Regions from separate parts of the Homo sapiens genome. Here region 2 is linked to region 1. The links are chromatin loops, found by intact Hi-C in ENCODE. Cell type or tissue: heart right ventricle. All regions are shown on one strand. Each heading gives the region's core, and the rest is flanking DNA. Links, peaks and the distances in the headings are about the cores only. Region 1 overlaps CTNND2 (catenin delta 2). Region 2 overlaps CTNND2 (catenin delta 2).

The links. Peaks named below come from ENCODE experiments on the same cell type or tissue, not always from the same donor. Only the 100,000 strongest peaks of a DNase experiment are listed, where the experiment ranks them.
Region 2: a loop joins it to region 1, with 4 times the contacts of the local background. A loop is called at or near these places in 2 of 110 quality-filtered maps.

What each region holds. Positions count from the first base shown.
Region 1 is chr5:10,986,036-10,990,429 of GRCh38, reverse strand. It overlaps CTNND2 (catenin delta 2), which reads left to right. Exons shown (of 22, transcript NM_001332.4): 20 at 2,188-2,319. LOC105374654 (a long non-coding RNA gene) reads right to left here. Exons shown (of 4, transcript XR_925791.3): 4 at 2,907-3,014. Among named protein-coding and RNA genes, the nearest start is that of CTD-2154B17.1, 200 kb to the right of the region's middle. RefSeq lists enhancers at 2,074-2,123, 2,332-2,833. In heart right ventricle, for the core only: a CTCF peak has its summit at 2,336 (motif pointing left); a DNase peak (open chromatin) is centred at 2,349; H3K27ac peaks cover 2,544 bases.
Region 2 is chr5:11,059,890-11,064,283 of GRCh38, reverse strand. All of the region lies in intron 16 of CTNND2 (catenin delta 2), which reads left to right. Among named protein-coding and RNA genes, the nearest start is that of CTD-2154B17.1, 280 kb to the right of the region's middle. In heart right ventricle, for the core only: no CTCF peak of the experiment used is centred there; no DNase peak of the experiment used is centred there.

The DNA.
Region 1 (4,394 bases), core at 273-4,272:
AGGAACCAGCGAGCAGACAGGAACTGGATGCAGAGCCCAGTTGAGTGACAGGGCACAGAGCTTGCTAAGGACTCAGTTGTTCTTGCAGAGGTTCCCTCTCCAAGCAACAGAACCCCAATCTTCATACGACACAGTGGCTGCCCCTCACATCTCCCCAGATTCACATTCGGGACAGAGATGGCCCAAGTCCCAGCCTTTGTCCTCTCCCCTGGAACCTCTCTTCCCTCACAGCAGAGCCTGGGCATTCTCTCCACCTACACAGGGTCACTGTGGATCAGGGAGGTTCAGTCCTTGATCAAGTCATTGCAGCTCCAGGCTTGTCCTACAAGTGATGAAGGTGCTGCAGCTGTCTGAGCTGCATGGTTTTCTTCCCTGTCTGCCATTGCATTTGTACCCAGGACTTCTGGCCAGCTGGCATTGGGTGGGGTTCAAGCCTCAGTATTTTTTTTAAAGGATTCCAGGTAATGAATTCTAATAGGCATCCAGGATCCAAAACCCGTGATGGCTTCAAGAGCTGAGCATTGAGGCGTGATTTTATTTTGATAGGTTTGAGAGGGTGGCAACAACCCATGTTTATCTTCCCAGCACTTGGCTGTAACGTCTGTTGGGCACTTCTGCCTCTCATTCTACTTTATTTGGACATCCATTTCCTTACTCGATTGAGAGCTGCACAAGTTCAGGAAGAGCCACGTGATCTGCATGTCTGCCTTGCACAGTGGCTAGCACAGGAATTTGTACATAGAAGATATAAGGGTGACAAACTGAATCACATGACTCAGTGACATGAGAGGTGCCTTGGGGGACCACAGACCCAAGGAGCAAAGAGACCCTACAGAGGGTGTGAATGATAAGCTCGAAGGTAAACTGAAGTTTGGCTGGGGAGGAGCTTTGACACTAGCAAAGGAAAGAGAGATTTATCCTAAAAATCAGAGTGCTCTAGGGATTCCTAGCCTTAATAGTCACCAAGTATGCTCAGTAAATATGGATTCTGAAGCCCGTCACTGAAAATTCAGACTCAAAAGGTCCAGGATGGGCTCTGGGCATCCATAAATTCTCAAGTGAGTGTTGAGGGTAAACAAGGCTCTGAAGCACTGCCCTGGGCTATGGGAGCTGGGGAGAGCTTCCTGACAGAAGGACACGGCACCTGAGCTCCTGCGGAGCTGGACACAGCTGCAGGTGCCCACAGGGTGGGGTGCGCGACCAGCTGCCCCCTCACCCAGACGCATGGCTCCTGCCAACCTCTCCCAGTGCCCCTCTGCACTGGCAGGAAGGTTGAGTTGCTGCCAATCCATTCAGTCACTCATGAAAATTCAACCTCCTTTTACTGACTTCCTTGCCTCTGAGTTCAGCTTTTCCTCTCTTCTAGTACCAGTTTTTTAAGGACTCCTGGAATTTCCCAGGAGGATCCTCCAATTACAACCCAGCACTTTAGAAATGGGTGTAAGAGGAACGGCAGGGCTCAGCCTCCCAGCCAGACAGGCAGTGAGTGGCTGAGGTGTAAGGAGGGCCTCAGAGATTATTGGGGTGTTTATGCAAAAAGCTGGAGCAAGAATGCCCTAGCAGGAACTAGAGCTGCCTCCATGCCCCTCCCCAGCCCACCCCAGCCACAGACAAAGAAGGTCTTTGTGGGCTTGGTTATTTTTGCCCCACAAATCATCCTGTGTAGAGAGCTGTTTCCTCTGACTTTTTTAAAGGCAGTTTCTAGGTGACTCAGTGTTTAAGTAAAACTGCATTTATTTTAATCAAGGATTAGTCAATATCAGTAATAGATCTTCTGAAACACATCTAATTAAGGAAGGGAGCACGGGAAGGAAAGGGAAGGAAAAGAGAAGAGAAAGGAAGAAACCAAAAGCAGTCTCATTCCTAAACTGCCCCACACACCTTGGGCAGGTCACGTCCCCTCCATGATCTCTCTCTGAGGAAGATGGCCCCAGGATGTGGTCCCCAGTTGCCAGCCTCCAAATCACATGCCCTCTAACTATAAAGCATCAGTTGTCACAGGTGAGGGAATGGGGCAGGGACAAGAGCCAAAACTGCCAAAAAATAAAAATTAAAAAGAAAACCCATCAGGTCCTCACGTAGGCATTGAGATGCGGGACCATGCATAGTGAGGACCCTGACTGTGTGGAAGGCACACACGCTGTGGGATGAGATGCAGAAAATCCCCCTTTTGATTTCTTTATGTAGCAAGTGCCCCAGCTTCACCTCGGGAAATGATCAGCCTCAAAGAAAGGAAAACAGACTACGAGTGCACCGGCAGCAACGCCACCTACCACGGAGCTAAAGGCGAACACACTTCCAGGAAAGATGCCATGACAGGTGAGCGCCCCTCGCGCGCCCCCTCCTGGAACTTGGTGGCTTGACCCGCGACAAGGCAGAGATATGGGACATCAGGCTTCACGGGGCTGGCTGCGCTTGGCTGCTGAGCAGGACTTAGCAGCTGTCCAGTCACTTGAGAGCTTGATAATGATGATTTCCAAGAATTGGGACTAAGAATAGAGGCATAACTAAGATAAAATGTTTTCTACCCATGTTTTATCGGTCCTTTCCTCTTGTTTGCCCAGCTCATAATATTCTTTCAAATTAGAGAGAATATTCCCACATATTTCTTCCTCATTGACATCACCCACTGGGGAGGGGACTCGATGGAGGCAGTGTAGTTAGGCCCTGTGCATTAGGAATGGAGGGAACTGAAAAGAAGGTGGAAGGGGAGGGGAGGGGAGGGGAGGTGGGGAGGGGAATAGAGTGGGGAGGGGAGGAGAGGGGAGTGGGGAGGGGAGGGACGGGGAATGGAAAGAGGAGGGCAGGAGGAGGATTTAAGGGGAACTGCATGAAACTGCTGTTGAGATATTTTCCCCTCTTGCCATGATACAACCTCTTACGTGACATATCCCAAAGAAGCTTCCTTAGAGCTGATGACTGCAGATTCCCTGGGGAGGCATTCATCTTTCACGCTCGTCATCCCTCACGATCTCAGTCACAGCCATTGCCTTCCTTTCTCATCAGCCAAGACTCTATGGAGGCCAGAATTGGTACAGTGGGTATCTGTCTCTGCCCCCTCCACTGTGCCATGCCCAGCCCATCTGATAACAGGGCTTACCCTTAAGTCACTGTATAGTCTGTACGTCTTGTACACTCTGTATATGCTTCTGTTGAGGCACTCACAGCCCCCTCCAAGCTCTCCATACCTCACCCTCTCCCTGGATGGCCCTCCTCCAAGAAGCAGGATGTGGGCTCTGGCTGTAGAGGGAGTTATACCTTAAAAGCAAAGCTGCCGGAGCCCTGAGGACCTTTCAACGGGGACCCCACATCCTCTTTACCACATGGGCATGGAGATGGGTCCCTGCTGAAAATAGGCTATGAGGAAGAGCCTTTAATAGAACAAGGCCATGTTAGAGCATTCATAAAGCTGGGGCGCAAAGGGCGCCGTGCAGACACTGAGACCCTCTTAGGAGAGGAATCTGAAGAGCAGGAGGCAGTTCTCCAGTAGTATTTAGGTGTAGACTGGCAGGGAAGCAGAGCAGACAAATTGGATGATTTATTAAAATGCCTTCCAAACCAGGACAGCGAAGATAAATTTTTCTAATAGCAAATGCATTTACCCCAGCGGCAGTGTTTTCCGTGTTAACTCTGCTCAGCTGCGTAAAGAAAACTATAATAAACGGATGTTTCTTATCCCTGCCCCCAGGAGCACATTCTGCCTCCATGTGCAGACCCTACAAGGGAACACCTCAGCGCTGCTCCTGAGACGTTTCCTGAACGGGAGAACCTAACTCATTACATGGACTCTAGGTTACTATTCACATTCACTGTTTCCCCTTACATGTTGCCGCGTAGATGAACAGGAACAAAGAAAGCTGTGAATCTGAATTCTGAGTCCCTGGAGTCTAGACATTCGGCAGAGGATCCCATTTGTACTGATTATGCTGAGCTAGTCATGACACCAAATTCAACTGACCCTTTCAATGTGCAGTTATCATTGCCCTGGGTAGCCACATCACCAGCTGTCTGGGATGATACACTGAGATTAAGGAACAGTTGTGAGATCGACTGCATTATTATTCAGTTTCATGTTTCTCTTTAACTCTCTTGCCCAAGAGAATCATTCAAAAGGCCTTCAGGTGTGGGTGTGCGTGTTTATGTCAAAACAGTTCCAATGGCACATAATTGTGCCCTGGACTCAAAATAAAATAAAACATAAAATTTACTATGTTTCTGATATTTAATCTTCTTAGAAAATGGCAGGGATCTTGACAATTTCAGTGTATGTAATTCTTCAAACTTATTTAGAGGCTTAAACAGCTTTGCTCTAACTTACTTAAAAATGCAATTCAGGAGTACACTCTCAATCATGTAGCAAGCCAGAAAGAACATTGAGATCTTTATTGAATATT
Region 2 (4,394 bases), core at 131-4,130, 74 kb before region 1:
TTAAACACAGAAAAGAGGGAGCTCAAATATGTGCATAAAAATAGCCCGACAACTTGGCTGAAACAAGCTGGTATCTTTACTTGGAGAAAAGAAATGGAAAGAAATGGAAGGGAACACACCTTGCCTTCACCTTGACCTTCCTATAAATGCCTAAGAGGACTCCATTTCTTCCAGCCCTCCCCACCCCCAAGTTCCCTGAAGTTCTAAAGTCATCTTATCCTGTTGCTGGCATCTCCTGGGTCTGGCTGACCCATGCTGGTAATCTCCTTGAGAGAAGATGCCCTGTTCTTTCGGAGGATCTCTGTGCTTCCCCAGCATGGCCTGACCACACACAGGCTGGAGGATGCCTGTGTCAGCGTATTGATAGAATTAATGATTGCAAATCATTAACAGAATGTTTAAGAGTAGGGGTATGCAATTTATTTTTCCTTGTTAACTCTCTAAAAGACTTTTGGAAAGCTATGCCCCCCAACCCCACCCCCCTCACATTTTTAGATTTAAATTGTTGCCAGGAATATAGTTTAGTTTCCCGGGTGGCATTTTAAAAATAAAACTGACACATCCCTCTTTTAAATATGTCTTTAAAAATCTGGATACCACAGTGGTTTAGTACCCAACATCATCTTCTTCAACAATATGTGAGCAGATTATTTATCAATATTAGAAATTCTACGTCATTCCTTTTGCTCCTCAAACATATAAGCTTTCTACCTCCCCCGAAAATTTTACCCTGATTAATGTATTTTATGCTTTAAAGTGTCTTATTGCTCATTCTCTTTGCAAACAAAATTTATACAAATTAAGATATATTGTAAATATTTCTTATGGTATTAGGCTTTAAATTAAAACTTTCTTACAGATTATTACTGTAGTTATTAGCAGAATAAAATTGATCAAAATAATATATCATTTATCTTGATTAAAGTTATTCAATATAAAATGTAAAATTGTATTGGAAATGCATTCACCAGATGGATGAGCCTTTTTTCCCTATCCATTCATATATTCAAAAATAATATAACTTATTGCTTGATTGAACAAGGTTGTCTCATTTTATTCTCTTTTTTGTTGTTTTTATAGATTTAAATACCGAGAAACATTACTCATATATATAAGGTAAAGAGAATAGATGGTCTTTCCTTATAGTAATGCTACTTGATTCTTTGAACTTCTTATGCATTGATGTTTAAATATCTCATTGGGATCCGTCATCAAGTTATTTTTAATGATCTGTTAACTGTCAACTTTGTTCAGTCTTCCTTCAATCTTGTTGAAGGTAAAGAACTGGAAACTGCCCCGTTGAAGAAAACGATGAATTGTCCATCATCATGGTTGTTCCTCCTTAACCCAGACACTGGCATTAAGCAATACCCTTGGCTTCATCTCAGAGAATGTTTGCCATTGCAGCAGGGAGAAAATTGACCTGGTTTTGTAAAACAAGAGAAGGGAACGTGTGAAAGAACATGCAAGCACGTTTTTCAGGCAGATCAGTTTTGTTCAGAGTGCATAAGGAGGTCGAGAATCTGAAAATGGATTCCCTTAAAACCCCAAACCCTGTATCCCCCTGGCAAGCCTTTACGCGGTCCCCGACAGCACACAGGGCTCCTTTTGGAGTCTGCCCCAGGGGAGCCTGCCCCCAGTGGAACTATAGCTATGAGCTTGGCGTTGTTCCCATGTAGTCAAGGGTTAACATTAGAAGAATGTGCTTGTCTGATGAATTAGCTCGGGCTTTCCCAAGTCATTTCCACAAATGCCATTTTTGAGCTGCAGTTCCCCAGAGGGAGCTCACGTAAAGAGAAAAGCAGCCAACTGTGTGGTATGAAACACCAGGCAAGATTTAGGGGTTGCATTTGAAGCTAATTAAGACTACAGTGAGAATTTTATGCTAGATCATAATTTCTTATCTTCATATAGAGTATCATTATTGGGACAATGAGTACAGTATTTAAAAATTCCCAGGGACTAATTAAATATAAACAAGTCCAGCTTTCAAAATAGAAGTGCCACAATTCATTGTTCATACCATGAAAGTCTAATGTGATTATTTAATACAGTTGGCAAAATATGCTAATACATAGTTGGATATTTCAAGGGTTTAGTGTAATTTTATCCTTGTGTACTAACTTCCAAGATGTGGAATTAATTTATCTCCTCATTCATTCATTTGACCAATATTTTTTGAGTGCCTACTATGTACCAGTCATAGCACATCAAAGTTTCTGCTTTGTGGAGCTTACAGCCTAGTGGTGAAAATAGTCTCAAAAATAAGCAAACAGGCCCTGTGCAGTGGCTCACGCCTGTAATCTCAGCTCTTTGGGAGGCCGAGGCAGACAGATCACCTGAGGTCAGGAGTTCGAGAGCAGCCTGCCCAACATGGTGAAACCCCATCTCTACTAAAAATATAAAAATTAGCCGGGTGTGGTAGTGGGTGCCCATAGTCCCAGCTACTCCAGAGGCTGAGGCAGGAAAATCACTTGAATCCAGGAGGAGGAGGCTGCAGTGAGCCGAGATTGCACCACTGTACTCCAGCCTAGGTGACAAGAACAAAACTTTGTCTAAAAAAAAAAGAGAAAGAAAACAATATCTACTTTCCACTTCAGACATGAGTAAAATAGGGTAAGGGTTTAGAGAGTGACAAGGGGAAGGGAATGTTGAATGGGGTGGTCAGGAAAGAAGTCTATGAAGAGGTAAATCCTAAGAGATGGACAGGAGCCAGACCTTACACCATCTGGGCAAGGGAGCAGCAAGAGCAAAACCCCTGGTGCAGGAGAGAGGTTCGCAGGTGGCAAAAACAGGAACAAGGTCAATGTTGTTGTAGCTGGAAAACGAGGCAGGGAAAGGTCAGAGATGCTGATGGTGAGTGCGGGATACCTTTCAGCCTGGATAAGGAAGTTGGATTTTTCTCTGAGAGTTTTGGCTCATGAAAGCATGATCAGATGTTTATTACTAAAAGTCCTCTCCGGCTGCTGGTTGAACACTAGACAGTAGATAAGATGGAAGAGCAGTGAGGACTTGGATTCAGGAGTCTGGGAAAGAGCTCATGCTGTCCAGGACCAGAGTTGTAGCACAGGGGTAGAAAAAGTATTTTGAAGGTGGAACCAGCAAGGTTTGCTGATGGATGAAATACAAAATGCCGTAAGTGGCAAAAAAAGACAGAGGAGGGGAGGGGATGGTAGATCACAACTTTGATTTTGGACTGAAAGTTTGAAATATCTGTGAGACATGAAAGGGGACATGCCACGTAGAAAGCCGACAATATTCATTTAGAGCTCAGGACTGAGATATTAATCTGTGTGTCATCAGTGTGAAAAAGAAAAAAAAAGATAGTTAAAGTCATGGTCCAATTATGTTAATCTCTAAGTACAGAAACATCTACAGGAAGTCTCATCTTAAAATAAAATGCCCATCCACAGGTAGATAAGCATTTCTTGGCTCATTAACCCAAGACAGGTTTCTTACATAATTGTCTTCATTTTTACTTTGGAATAAAGAAGACAAGAGGTAATGTTTCCTTGTGTGGATGATACTGAAAATTATAAGACCACACATGTTCAGATTATTTTAGGTTGACTGTAGGTCATCACGTGAAGCCATTTTAAGTTCCTCTTACTTGTTTAAGAACAAAACTTAAACAGATTTATTCATGCCACTACTGTTGAGGCATCTTGGCTGTTTATCCACCCCAGGAAAAAATATGGGACATGAGGAAAAGGCCAATCAGTTGAGACTGATCAGAAGTCTGAATTTCCATCCACGAGTCTAGACTCTCGTGTTGGGTATTATCTGTCTTACTTTTATTTCTTTAGGCTTATTATTCCGAATGGTCACATCTTACTCCTGAAATTTTTATCTGTCAGGTAATTTGTGTGTGTGTGTGTAGTCATCCTTTACTATATGGCTTCTGGGACTTGATGAATCCCTGTGCACAGGACCACGTACCTAGTCATTCTGTCTTGATCAGTTTTCCATGTGGAGGAAATTGTTTTAGGGGCCCATAGGTGCAGTGCCAAGTTATTTATCCATGGAATATATTATAATGAAAATGAATGGAAATGCTTCTTTGCTAGTACCTTTATAAATGCAGTGGGGGTAGCTCCCACCCCTTGAGCCGTCCCTGCAAATGCTGTGGTTGTGAACTTATCTTCCATTTTTCAGCTGTGTGCATGGCTTGGCAGGAGACTCTGTCAAACATTTAGAAGTGAGAATAGCCTGCAGGGAGGCAAATGCTCCCAGAAGTTATAAATCTAATTGATAGAGGACCATTAGACACCTTGTAGTCAAGCTCTCCTTATTTTGCAGGAAAAAATATTTTACTTCTTCCTTTTTCTTCAAATCCTAGATAAGCCTCAACAAAATTACCATTTTTTATATAAATATGGTATGAATGTATATAT